Regions from separate parts of the Mus musculus genome. Here region 1 is linked to region 2. Evidence: chromatin loops called from intact Hi-C (ENCODE). Cell type or tissue: heart. All regions are shown on one strand. Each heading gives the region's core, and the rest is flanking DNA. Links, peaks and the distances in the headings are about the cores only.

Region 1 (6,054 bases), core at 419-5,418, 220 kb after region 2:
ACTGTATGCCCAGTTCCTGGACTTGACCCCTGTAGTGAGAATTATAGAATTTTGGTTTCTTTACAAAAACACAGAAATATTGTAAGAAAATGTTTCCATCTTAATCCCAGGTGTGGGATACAGGGCTGCTTCAGATTGTCCCCAGTAGGTGACTGTGATTTGCCTCATGCTCTGGCGGGGTGCGATTTTGCCAGCTGCAGATAGTTTCTATGATTGTATGATGTTTGGAATTCTGGGGACCTTTCAGAAGATACAAATGTTAGGGTCCCCAGGAGGTTGATGGATTGTGGTTTGGTTGTTGGTTGCTATGGGTCAAAGTTAAGTAGTCATGTGGAAGAAATGAGAAGAAGACATTAGATATCCCGACTTTGAAGATCAAACTTGCTCCAAGGAACTAAGTAACAGGAAGTAGTCTTACCACCTTTCTGCTTTACTTTATTCAGAACTATTTTTTTCCTCTTTATACCTCTTCTCTCCTATCTAATATTAAGGAATTAAAGGGGTGGAAGAAAAAGAGGTGAAGAAAGGCAGAAGAAAGAATAACCCACATAGTAGCCAAAGACCAGCTACAGGCCACTAGCATTAAAACAAAAAACAAAACTGAAAAAAAAAACAAAAAACAAAAAACCCCAAAAAGCCCAAAACCCAAAACCAAACCAAACAAACAAACAAAAAGCAACTGTACTATTGATGGTGAGACAAGGGGATAAAACAAAACAAAACAAAACAAAACAAAACAAAACAAAACAAAACAAAAAACAGATTTCAAGGGCTGGGGATGTAGCCTACTGTGAGTGTGCTTGTCTCACTTATGCTAGGCCCTGGACTGACTCTCTCTCTCTCCCTCTCTCTCCCCCCCATTTCCTCCTCTCCATCTCTCTTCCTCCCTCCCCCACTCCCCACAGAGCCCAGTTATTTAGAGAAAAAGTCTAACAGAGTGTAGTGGCCAGTTTTATGTCAATTTGACACAAGCTAGAGTCATCAGAAAGGAAGGAGCCTCAATTGAGAAAATGCCTTCATAATAAGACCAGGCTATAGGTAAGCCTATAGGACATTTTCTCAATTAATGATTGATGTGGGAGGGTTCAGTCTATTGTGGGTGGGGCCATTTCTGGGCTGGTAGTCCCGTAAGAAAACAGGCTGAGAAAGTGATTGGAAGCAAGCCAACATCTCTCCATGGCCTCTGCATCAGCTCCTACCTCCTGGTTCCTGCCCTGCTTGAGTTCCTGTCCTCATTGCTTTTAATAATGAACTGTTGTGTGGAACTGTGAGTGAAACAAACCCTTTCTTCCCCAAGAGGTTATGGTGTTTCATCACAGCAATAGTAACCCCAAATAAGACAGACTTACATCCAAGAGTAAACCTAATAAGGTGGCTCAGCAGATAAAGGTACCTCCTGCCAAGTCTGATGACCTCAGCCCAATTTCTGGGACCTTTATGGTAAGAGAGAAGTGACTCTTACAAGCTGTTTTCTCTGACCTCCATACACCCACCCACTAAATTAAATAAATAAATAAATAAATAGATAAATAAATAAAGCATTACTGAGAGAAATGAAGGAAGATGTGAACATACCTTGTCCAGGGACCATGCCCTAGCAGTATAATTAGGTAGAGATAGGGTAATGAATCCAGTCTGCTTGTCCCTATGCTTTATGTCCTCAAAGCTGGCCAAGGCTCTGAGGTGTTCAGCCACATCTACCTTCTGGGCAAGGTACCTGCATTTGAACCTTCCCTATCCTTACATTGTATCCTTACATTGTACAAGGTATCTATCCTTACTTTGTATCCTTACATTGTATAATGTATCTACCCTTACATTGTATCCTTGCACTGTATAATGTATCTACCCTTATATTGTACCCTTGCATTGTACAATGTATCTACCCTTACATTGTATCCTTGCATTGTACAATGTATCTATCCTTACACTGTATCCTTACATTGTATAATGTATCCTTACATTGTGTCCTTGCATTGTACAATGTATCTATCCTCACACTGTTAGGAATCTGGAAGCAGAACTGACTATATATAGATGAACAGCAACAGCATTCAAACATGGTTCCCCCTGAGAGGAACTTAGCTGGAACTCAAAAGAATGGCATGGGCAGACAAAGTCGGGAACCAGCCAAGTCCTCAGTTCTCACTGGAAGCTTGCTGACCCAGATATATATTTTTAAAAATCTTTAAATTACCCCCATGTACCAGCCTTCTTCCCTCTTTCACCATCATAGCAAGAGCATCTCAGATTGATGGGGAAGGAAAGGAAGGAGTGTGGAAGTCTGTGTTTTGGCTTAAGCATCTATCAGAAGCACTGAGGGCAGTAGTTCTCCTGAGCCAGAGGAAGATCTCACTCATTTCCTAGGTTTGGAACGCACCCAACCCATCACCTGCCAGAATGAGAGCTCTCCAACGTTGTACCTGGCACATCGAAGCCCATCCCGACCTTCTCCCAAAATATTAAATTCCTTTCCTCATGGGAGGGCCGCACCATTCGGGTCCTTGGGGGACACAAAGAAATGTGTCCTCCTTTAAAGTTGCTCAGCGACTTTGCAGTACTCGCCTATGAACGCAGCCCACAAGGAGGAAGGAAAAAGCAGCAAGGTCCCCCCTCCACCCCCACCAAGCTACAGGCCGCCCCTGGAAGGGAAAGCAGAGGGCAGTCACAGCCCGCCTGTTCCCCATCCCCTCTTCCTCCTCCCGGCTTTAATCTGTTTAATTATTTCTTCATGTGCGCTTCAGAGAGCCTGTTATTTTTATGTGTTGGTTCTATTAAATTTTTTTTTTCTTTCCCAGCCTTCCCTCTTTCAGTGCTACCACGCCAGGGCAGACAGAGCCTGGAGTCAGGCTCTGTGAGCACAGATCATCGCACAGATACAGAGAGCGGAGAGGAAGCCGGCAAGGGGAGTGCGGTTACCTCTGAGGCTGCAGCGGAGTTGTTAAGTGCAGGAGATTTAAAGCTTCATTCGCCTCCCTTCTAACTTCAAGCTGTTCTAAGCCCAGTCTCCCAGACGACAAAACTCAGACCAGCTGCGAAGGAAAGGATATTGCTCCCTCTGGAGCCTCGGGTCTGATTTAGAGGGTGCTTAGCGGAGGCAAGTGGGAAGACGGAGGTGAACGTTCCACGGGTCTATTTCTGGGGAAAATTTCTCTGCTGAAGACAAGGCCAAGGAGAAAAAGAAAACATGCCTAGGTCGTTTGTCATCCTTACAAAGGATAGGTTAAACCTGAAAGGAGAGTAGGGGGGAAAAATCAGGATTAATCCAAGGAAGATTCATCACCTGAAGCGGTGGCCATAGATCAGGATTATCAGGTGGGGCACAGTATGTGTCTCAGCAGGATTTAGAGATCAGCTGACTAGAAGTCAGAGGCCAGACCTCAGGAGGTGGTGGGTTTCCAAGTGTGACAGATTGGTGGAGGTGGCAACGTGGGTTCGGCCTCATATCCTACCCAACTTTACTCTGGGAGCAGACAGGATTTTACAGACCCTGGCGTAGACAAAGCCTGCGTATGAGAAACCTGCCCAAGAGAAAACTCTTCGTAGAGTGCCATTCTGGAGGGAATATAGAAGCTGACAGGAACAAAGAGGGAGAGAATTTTGCTGTAAAACTGGGAGAGTTTAAGATTTCAAAAACGAAAGCTCAGAGGTTAAGAGCACTGACTGCTCTTCCTGAGTTCAATTCCCAGCAGCCACATGGTGGCTCACAACCACCTATAATGGGATCCGATGCCTTCTTCTGGTGTGTCTGAAGACAGCTACAGTATATTCATGTAAATAAAATAAATACATCTTTAAAAAAATTAAGATGAGTTACCTTGAATGTAAGGGGCACAGTTCGAATCCTAAGTGTCCCCTTAAAACCCCACATAATAGATGACTGACCGCAGGGGCTATATTAGAATACCATCAAACCTCTAAAGGGCAGGGCCCAGGTGGAGGTCTTCAGGTCAGTGAGGGTATTCCATCAAAGGTGGCCCCTTCCTCCTTCTCTTCTGTTGCTTCTTGGCCACTAAGTGGGTAGTTTTTGCTCTGCCAGGTGTTTTATTATGATCCACCACCATCTCACCAGGTGTGTGGCTGAGTGAAAGAGAAGATCCTGTGTTTCCCTTCTCAAGATGTCTGCTCTACATATTAAGGTGGGGCTTTTCTTCTGGGAAGAACTGTCATGGAGAGCTACTGAGCACGTCTCCCATGGCCTGTGGAACCACAGTGACATTGCCCATCCTGAGTCAGGTTTGTGGTCTGTATGCAATGTGGGAATATCTTTTAGAAGGCTCCATCCCAGCAATAGAGTCAAAGCAGGGAAGCTTGAAGCCTTAGTAGGTTTTTTTTTTCTCTTTTCTCTAAAAGCCTTTCTATCAAACGACACTGTTCACAATTCCGGGACTTCCCTGCCTATGATTTCTACCTTGCCTACCTTTGGTGACTGTCACTGAAAATGTACTTATTCAACCCTTTTTTTTTTTTTTTTTGTCAAAAAGTATGGATTCCCTCATGTGACTCCTTATTCCTTTGCCTTCTCCTGTCTTGGTTACTTTTCTATTTTGCTTTGATAAAACACCATGGCCAAGGCACCTTACAGATGGAAGGGTTTAATTGCACCCTATGGTTTCATAGGGACAAGAGTGTCACCATTACAGTGGGGAAGCATGGCAGGGGGACATGCGTGGTATCTAAAGCAGCTGCTTCAGGCTCGCATCTCAAATCATAAACAGGAAGCAAAGAGAGGTAGGCCAGAGGTCTGGTGCCATTTTTCAGGTGCTATCTACATTGTATTTTTGAGGACAGGACTTGGCATTGGCCTGGCACTATTGACTTTGTAGGTTAGTGGGTGGGTGAGCCTTCTTGCTAGTGCAGGAATTACAAGTGCATGCCACCCCTCTCACTGTTACCTGGGTTCTGGGTTTAGACTGGGTCCTTACGCTTTACCAACTGAGCCATCTCCTGAACACTTCCCTCTTATTTCTTTATTTTTTAATTGACAGCTTCATTCTTTTAGATAGTGAATTTTAGTCATCCTCCCCCTGACACACACTCCTCCTTCATCCTCTCCCCACTTCAGCTGGCAAACTGCTCAGTAAACCCTCCTCCTATCCTTGTGTCTTCCTTAGTTCTGTGTGTGGCCCTCCGAGTTTAATTAGTACTTGCCCAAGTGTGGGTGGAAGGTTATTCAATGGAACAAGGGCAACGTATCTGTGGCCACACCACCGATGAGATGAGAATGGTACTTCCTTCCCAGGCCTTATGGGCCCCTCCCTCATTCTTGTTGAAATGTTGATGGGCCCAATTTCATACAAGTCTTGTGCAGATAGCCACAGCTGTAATGACTTCACCAGTGCAATAGCTATGCCATGTCCTAAGGATGTCTTTTTTTGCTATATGTCTCCCCATCTTCTGGCTCTTACATTCTTTTTGTTCCTTCCACAATGCTTTCTAAGTGCTCTCTCTCTCTCTCTCTCTCTCTCTCTCTGTATGTGTAATAGTCTTTCATTATTTAAGAATTTCACACATGTATATAAATACATCTTGATCAAATCCATCTCTTGCCCTTTTCTAATTTCTCCCCTGTCCACCATCGCCACCCTTTCCAAACTTCATAGGCTCTCTCTCTCTCTCTCTCTCTCTCTCTCTCTCTCTCTCTCTCTCTTTTTCTAAACCCACTAAGTACACTTCATGTAATTTGGATGTAGAACAAAGTGCTGCCATAGGGGCTTTCAGGGGCTAAATCCCAGAAACAACAACAAAACACAGAACAAAAGATCAGCTGACTCTCCCTCCCAGCATCCACCGATAACCAATAGCACCTTAGCTAGTGGTAGAACTTCATTAGGCTCTCAGAAATTCATGCTGGGATTTTGACTGGTTTGGTCTTGTACAGGTTTTATGCAAGCAATCACAGCCACTGGGGGTTTGTGTATATGTGATGATGTTGCCCCATCAAATACTGTTTCGCTGCAGAATTCTACTACTGGATTTTACAGTCTTTCCATCTGCCTCTTCTACAGTCATTCCTGAGCCTTGCAGGTAGAGAGTGTGATACAGATGTCCAAT
Region 2 (6,054 bases), core at 568-5,567:
AGACCTCACAGAACAGCAAGGCTGATTCCAAAGGAGCCTAAGGATCCCTTGAAGGTGGCGCTCCCTCTCTTCAGTCACTCCGCTCAGCAGTGGCGTCCACAAAGGAATTCCAGCTAAGACTGTCTGGCTTGAGATAAAGGATCAGCCATTAAGTCGTTGGAGGCCTTGTGACCATCCCAGAGATGCAAGCAGTGACACCAAGTTCAGGCCATTTAGAGAAGCTTAATTACAGTCCATCTCTACTGTATAATTTTGTCATCTTACTAAACGTTGCATAAAGACACTCCCACCAAGTTGTGTTCGAATGGCTTCCTGTTTGTGTGAACTTGGGGAGGGGACTGAGCAGGGGTGGGGGTGGGGCTGTGGTTTCTAGGCAAGCACTGGCATTGAGCTGTATGTATTCCCCTGCCCTTTCTTTCACTTTTGTAAATGGCAAGGTAAGATCGGAATTGCCCAGGCTAGCCTTGAATTTTCAGCCTCCCTCACCGCATCTCCCAAGTAGCTAGGATTATGTAGACTTTATGTTACCAGGCCCAATTGGATGTGGACCTTTTAAGAGGAAATATATTTCACAATGGAGTCAGCTTGGCACCTTAAATACCTCTCTCTGCCTCCTGTGGCTTGGAATTGTTAGCCAGAACATGGAGACTCCCCAAACCACCTTTAAGAGCACCTGGCCGGCCTTTGTAGAGGGACTCCTCAGTAGAACAGTACCGTGCCCGAGGACCAGGACGGACGTGCTTCCCAGGAAAGCACAACTTCTTAGAGAAGTTAAACAGATAGTGATGCTGGAGGGACTGTCCCGTCAGAAGACCACTAAATCCTGCAGAGGGTCAGTGTCTGGTTCCCAGCACCCACATGGTCGCCACGACCAATTTCTAACTCCAGTTCTACAGAATCCAGCAACCTCTTCTGAACTTCACAGGTACCATTCATGGTGCACACACACACACACACATATATAAACAAAACACTTATATGCCAGACCGTGGTGGCACGTACCTTTAATTCAAGCACTCTGGAAGGAGAGGCCGGTGGCTCTTTGTGAGTTGGGAGTCCAGGCTGGTCTACAGAGTGAGTTCCAGGACAGCCAGAGCTACACAGTGAGACCCTATCTCGAAACAAACAAGACACAGACATCTCCACCCACTTCCCAGGCCTTGAACTCAGGAGTGCTGGGATTATAGGTGTGTGCCACTACCACATAGCCAATGAACTCCTTAATCATCATTCAAGCAACTGGACTACACCCCAGCCCAGAGCATGTACCTCCTCAAAATGCTCCCTAGTCATGGAGGACCAGTCCCACCCAGTGTGCTAATCAACTGACTTCTGTAGGCTGTGTTCATACACCACTCTGGGAAGCTGCCATTGCTCTAATCTAAGGTATCTCACAATACAACTTCCGTCTGGAAGTGGTGGGTTTTTAAACTTAGTGCATACTATAGATGTGTAATATGGGAAAGGGATTAGCTACTTAACTGGCTTAATCCTCTCATCTCCCTGATGCACGTGGATTCCTTCTGGCCTTCTCAATGAGCAAATGGAAGTAGTTAAGTCATGGAGTCTGGCCATTGAGGACTCCACCTGTGCCCCGACCCACCCCACTCCCATCCCCCATTTTACTTTTTTGGAGACAGGGTATCACCATGCAATCTTGGTTGACCTAGAACTCAATATATAGACCAGGCTGGCCTTGAATTTAAGAGATCCACTGGCTTCTGCCCCCTGAGTTCAGGATTAAAGACCATCACCTTTTGTTTTCAAAATTTGGGTTACTAGGCCATAACCCCAGGCTGACACACATACTTTCCTTTAGAGAGCCAGTTTCAGCACACCACTGGAACCTCCGACAGCACGGCAATTGAATGCATTGCTTCTGTGCACCAGGACATGCACGTACCCAGCAGGCAGTAAAGATTCTGAATGCTGCTGTGTGTCAAACAAGAGGGAACCAGTTCCAGAGTCCTTCATAACTTCAGTGTGTTCTGGTTCGTTTAATTTCCTTTTAGACAAGAGTCTCACTGTGCATCTTCAGCAGGCCCTGAACTCACGATGTAGACCAAGTTGTCCCTGAACTCAAGATCTACCGGTCTCTGCCTTCTGAGTCTGGGATTACAGGCATTCACTACCAGGACCAGCCAACTTCAGGGTTCTTGCTGGTCTACTCCCTTCTTGGTTTCTACATGCCATGTTGCTTCAAAGCCCTCCATTCTCCCTCCCAGCTATTTCCTGCATATGTGGTGGAACCAAGCTCTACCAGCTGCTAACAGCTGCTAACAAGCTCATTGGGTACAGTTTTAAGCTCTAACATGCGCCTGTAGCGACATTAGACACAGCACACATTCTACACAGAATTGTAATAGTTGTTGCTGCTACTTAATAGTATGGCCCTGCACTTGTGCCATGTCCAATTCTGTACAAGACATATTGGTCATGTCCAGAGTCTGACAATGCTATATCCAGGCCAAAAGTTCCCGCTTGCAGGTAGGTCTGTTACTTCAGAGGACAGTGGCTCTGACAGTATAACCTAACACTGTCTGTGTGTAGGAGGATATTTTAGCTTGCTGGCTCCACCCAGTGGCAGTTGATAAACAGAGTTCATTACCATTAAGGCCGATTTCTTACTTCATCTATGTTCAATCTTACTTACCTGAAATCGATACATTACATTAACAGAGCCAGGGGACTGATGGCCTTTAGCCTATGGCAATTAGAAAAGATGGGGAAGCAGTATTGATTGATGCCTGGGCCATATTTTAACCCCCAGGAAACCAGACAGATGCTGTGCTCTGACAGTAACATCTTCATTCTGTAAGCTGGGTTCCCCCTCCCACGAGACCTAATCTGGTCCTCTAAGTGAAATAGCCATTTCATTTCCCTTCATGTCAATGTCACTACTTTCTATTTGATAGCCACCCCTGTCCCAGGGGCCGTCTGCGGGCAATCTGAATAGTAACAGAGGGGACTTCAGTTCCTTCCAGTTCCTAGCTCCTCTCCTTGAGTCACACTAAGCCCTTTCTGTGTTCTCCTTCCATCCACACAGCAGTGAGTCAAGTAGACCTGAGGCAGAAATAATGTTCAGTTTTAACAAGAGAAAGAAAAAAAAAAAAAACCACTATGATACACGGTCTCCAAGAAAATGAGTTTGTGCTAAATTCATTCCCTAGCCCTCTTTGCCAAATGATGTCTTCTTTCAGCATAAAAACCATTCATAATATTTTGACAGTTACATGTGTACAGAGAGAAACAACGATAAGAACTCTTATGACAATGACCCAAACCACAGCTGCCAAAACTGCATTTAAAGAAGCAGCCCTAACCCCTACAGATGAAATCATACTGAACAGGTTTGTATTCAGCAGACCCAGAAAAAAAAGACCAACCAACCAACCAAACAAACAAACAAAAAACAAAAACAAACCCTCTAAGGCTTGAGTGGTGTGGGTTTGAATAAGAGACCAAGGTACCAAAGCAACCAGCAGGTGGCAGAATTGAGTTGCCAAGTTGACCCCAACCAAAGAGATCGTTTTCTGTTTCCTGAGGGATGGGTGGAGTTTGTGAAGGAAAAACTATAGGAAGCCAAGCTCAGGGACAGACCCAACTGGGTAACAGAGACCAACAGGGAAGGGGAGGATATTTACAGGAGAGGAATATGAGGAGTAGGTTGGGGAAGATAGACAAGACATCTGAATGTACAGGGTCTAGGGTTTGGGTTTCTGTCCAGTTCTACCCTCTGGCTAACCTCATCCTCTCACTCTCTCCTCCGAGGAAACAATCAAGTGTGCGAGCTTGGCTCTCTGCCCTCAGGACCTCAGTCTTCTCCTGCTGTTCCCAATGCATCGGGAGATAGAAGGCTTGGCTGGGAGGTCTGGGGCACAATCCAGGAGACAGAGGTCATGGGGGGCAGGGGGAAGACCAGCTCATGGCCCTTTACCCCCTGTCTCCCTCCTCTGCGCTGGACACCTGCTCTCTTTTCACACGCCCAGGATAAAAATGAAGCAGCAGCAATTTTTTATTGAGGGAAACCTAAACTGAAAATAGGTTTAAAACATAATTTAAAAAAATAAAACAGCAAAAGTAGCAAAAAAATATATGACCTTTTAAAAAACATTTTCCTTTTTTTTTTCTTTCTGTTCGTTTGTTTTTAATATATAGCAACGGATGCTACCCTGGGCGTCTCCCCCATGGGTAAATCTCTAGTAACGACCCTTTTTAAAAAGACATGTAAATATATACTCAAGATTTATACACTTTGTGTTTTTCTTCATAGCTATGTACAGAGCCCCAAGTCTAGGGCTCAGCCCAAGGGCACATCACGGCTCCCAGTCTCTGCCTCCCTGTCTTCTGGTACCAGGCAGGTATTTGGTCAGCAAAGCAAATTAGTATTGGAATTAAGAAGCTACTGGTACCATCCATCTGGAGCAGAGGTTGCCTTCGGTTAAGGCCTAAACAGAAACCTCACGGCTTCCAGGAGCCCCAAGGCCCCTGCCGCCAGAACAGAAGGGGCTGATGGGTCAACAGGAATGCCCCGGATGCTCCACTTGCTTCCGCTCTGCACACCTCCAAGCAGTGCCAGGCAGCGGGGCGGGTCTTGGTCCAACACCTGGGAAGGAGGATGCGGCCGTCGGCAAGCACCTGCCTCTTGGCTCCTCTCTCACACAGCAGGCTAAGAAGAGGGAGAAGAGGGGTCTTGGGGGTGATGGAGGGGGAAGGCCACAACACAGGAAGGCCTCAGTCAGGCACTGGCTCTTGCCAGCGGCAAAGGAGGAGGAGAAAGGCAGTGTGTCCAACAAGGGGATTGTGGGTGAGGGGCACGGGTGACGACGGAATGGGAGAAAACTGGGGACAGGGTTGGTAGTCAGCGCCGTTTGAGTCCACTGTTGGCAAGCTGGGTGGGGTGTCGAGGCAGACAGGGCTCCTCAGGTAACGGCTCATGAGAGAAGACAGAGTCCTCCCCTGAGGAGCAGGTGGAGCTCCGTGTGTCGGGAAAGCTGGGTGAGTACTGGTCCAGCGGTATGGACAGGTCCAGATACTCCTGTGACAGAAAGGGATCGGTGGGTGGCACCCAAACCTTCCCAGGAGCCTATGTGACAGAGGCCCAAGTTCCAACCCCGGGGGACAGCCCTACCTGGTTGGAGGTCAAGGCCACAATGCGGTCCAGGTCTTCCACCAACTGCTTGAACGTAGGTCTCTGAGAGGGCACTGCATGCCAGCAGTCCCGCATCATCATGTACCTGAAGCAGGATGGTGAGGTTAGAGAGAGAGGAAGGACCAGGGCAGAGCTGGACCAGAGGGCTTGGGGAGGGATGGACAGGGAGGCCACTTCTCCCAAAGAGACCTTTCAACCCCTGCCCACCATGCTCCTGCTTCCTTCAGAGCCAGGCTTGAGACCTCAGGAACCTCGAATAAGCCACCATCACCTGAGGAAGCTGTCCCAACATCCAACCCAGCTTGCCAGTGGTGGATCCAAACAGTGCCGACTACTAACCCCCCATCCTTCCCCTCTAGCCTATGCTTACAGCTCATTGGTACAGTTACTGGGCTTGTCCATTCGATGACCCTCCTTCAGCAGCTTGAAAAGTTCCTCCACAGGCACACCGGGGTATGGGGAGCCACCCAGAGTGAAGATCTCCCACAAGAGCACTCCAAAAGACCACCTACAGGGGAACACGGTTCCACGGTGGCTTAGCACAGAGTCAGGCTGCCCTAGGAGTTCCTTCCCAAGTCCTCAAGAAGTTAAGAGTAGTAGGTGTGCATCTTGAACCTTTCTCACCTCTTCAGGGACCTTAAGTTCAGGGGGGCAGAGCACAGGAGACAAGAGGGCAGCAAGAGACTATACTATGCAAGGAAGCCGGAAGCACACTGTTCATGGGACAAGACAATGCTACCCCTGCCCCAGTGATGGAATAAGATTCCCACCAGTTTAGCATGCAGGGCCCTTAGAATTCTTTCTCCTGCATATCCCAGGCAACTGTGTATTTCAAACTCACACATCGCTCTGGTGTGTGTAGATCCGGTCAAACAACGCCTCAGGGGCCATCCACTTCACAG

Evidence for each region. Hi-C counts contacts between places; a loop is a spot of excess contacts. Peaks named below come from ENCODE experiments on the same cell type or tissue, not always from the same donor. Only the 100,000 strongest peaks of a DNase experiment are listed, where the experiment ranks them.
Region 1: it touches region 2 in a loop (2.3-fold over the local background); 2 of 42 quality-filtered maps call a loop at or near these places.

Annotation. Positions count from the first base shown.
Region 1 is chr8:25,350,932-25,356,985 of GRCm38, reverse strand. It overlaps Gm39146 (a long non-coding RNA gene), which reads left to right. Exons shown (of 4, transcript XR_870260.2): 4 at 2,799-3,165. Among named protein-coding and RNA genes, the nearest start is that of Gm39146, 36 kb to the left of the region's middle. In heart, for the core only: no CTCF peak of the experiment used is centred there; a DNase peak (open chromatin) is centred at 2,645; H3K4me3 peaks cover 993 bases; H3K27me3 peaks cover 2,433 bases.
Region 2 is chr8:25,572,729-25,578,782 of GRCm38, reverse strand. Fgfr1 (fibroblast growth factor receptor 1) reads right to left here. Exons shown (of 18, transcript NM_010206.3): 15 at 5,994-6,054; 16 at 5,523-5,660; 17 at 5,132-5,237; 18 at 3,065-5,038. The coding sequence ends at 4,862. It overlaps Letm2 (leucine zipper-EF-hand containing transmembrane protein 2), which reads left to right. Exons shown (of 11, transcript NM_001364069.1): 11 at 1-293. The coding sequence ends at 41. Among named protein-coding and RNA genes, the nearest start is that of Gm16159, 20 kb to the right of the region's middle. In heart, for the core only: CTCF peaks have their summits at 2,595 (motif pointing left) and 3,475 (motif pointing right); DNase peaks (open chromatin) are centred at 3,482 and 5,132.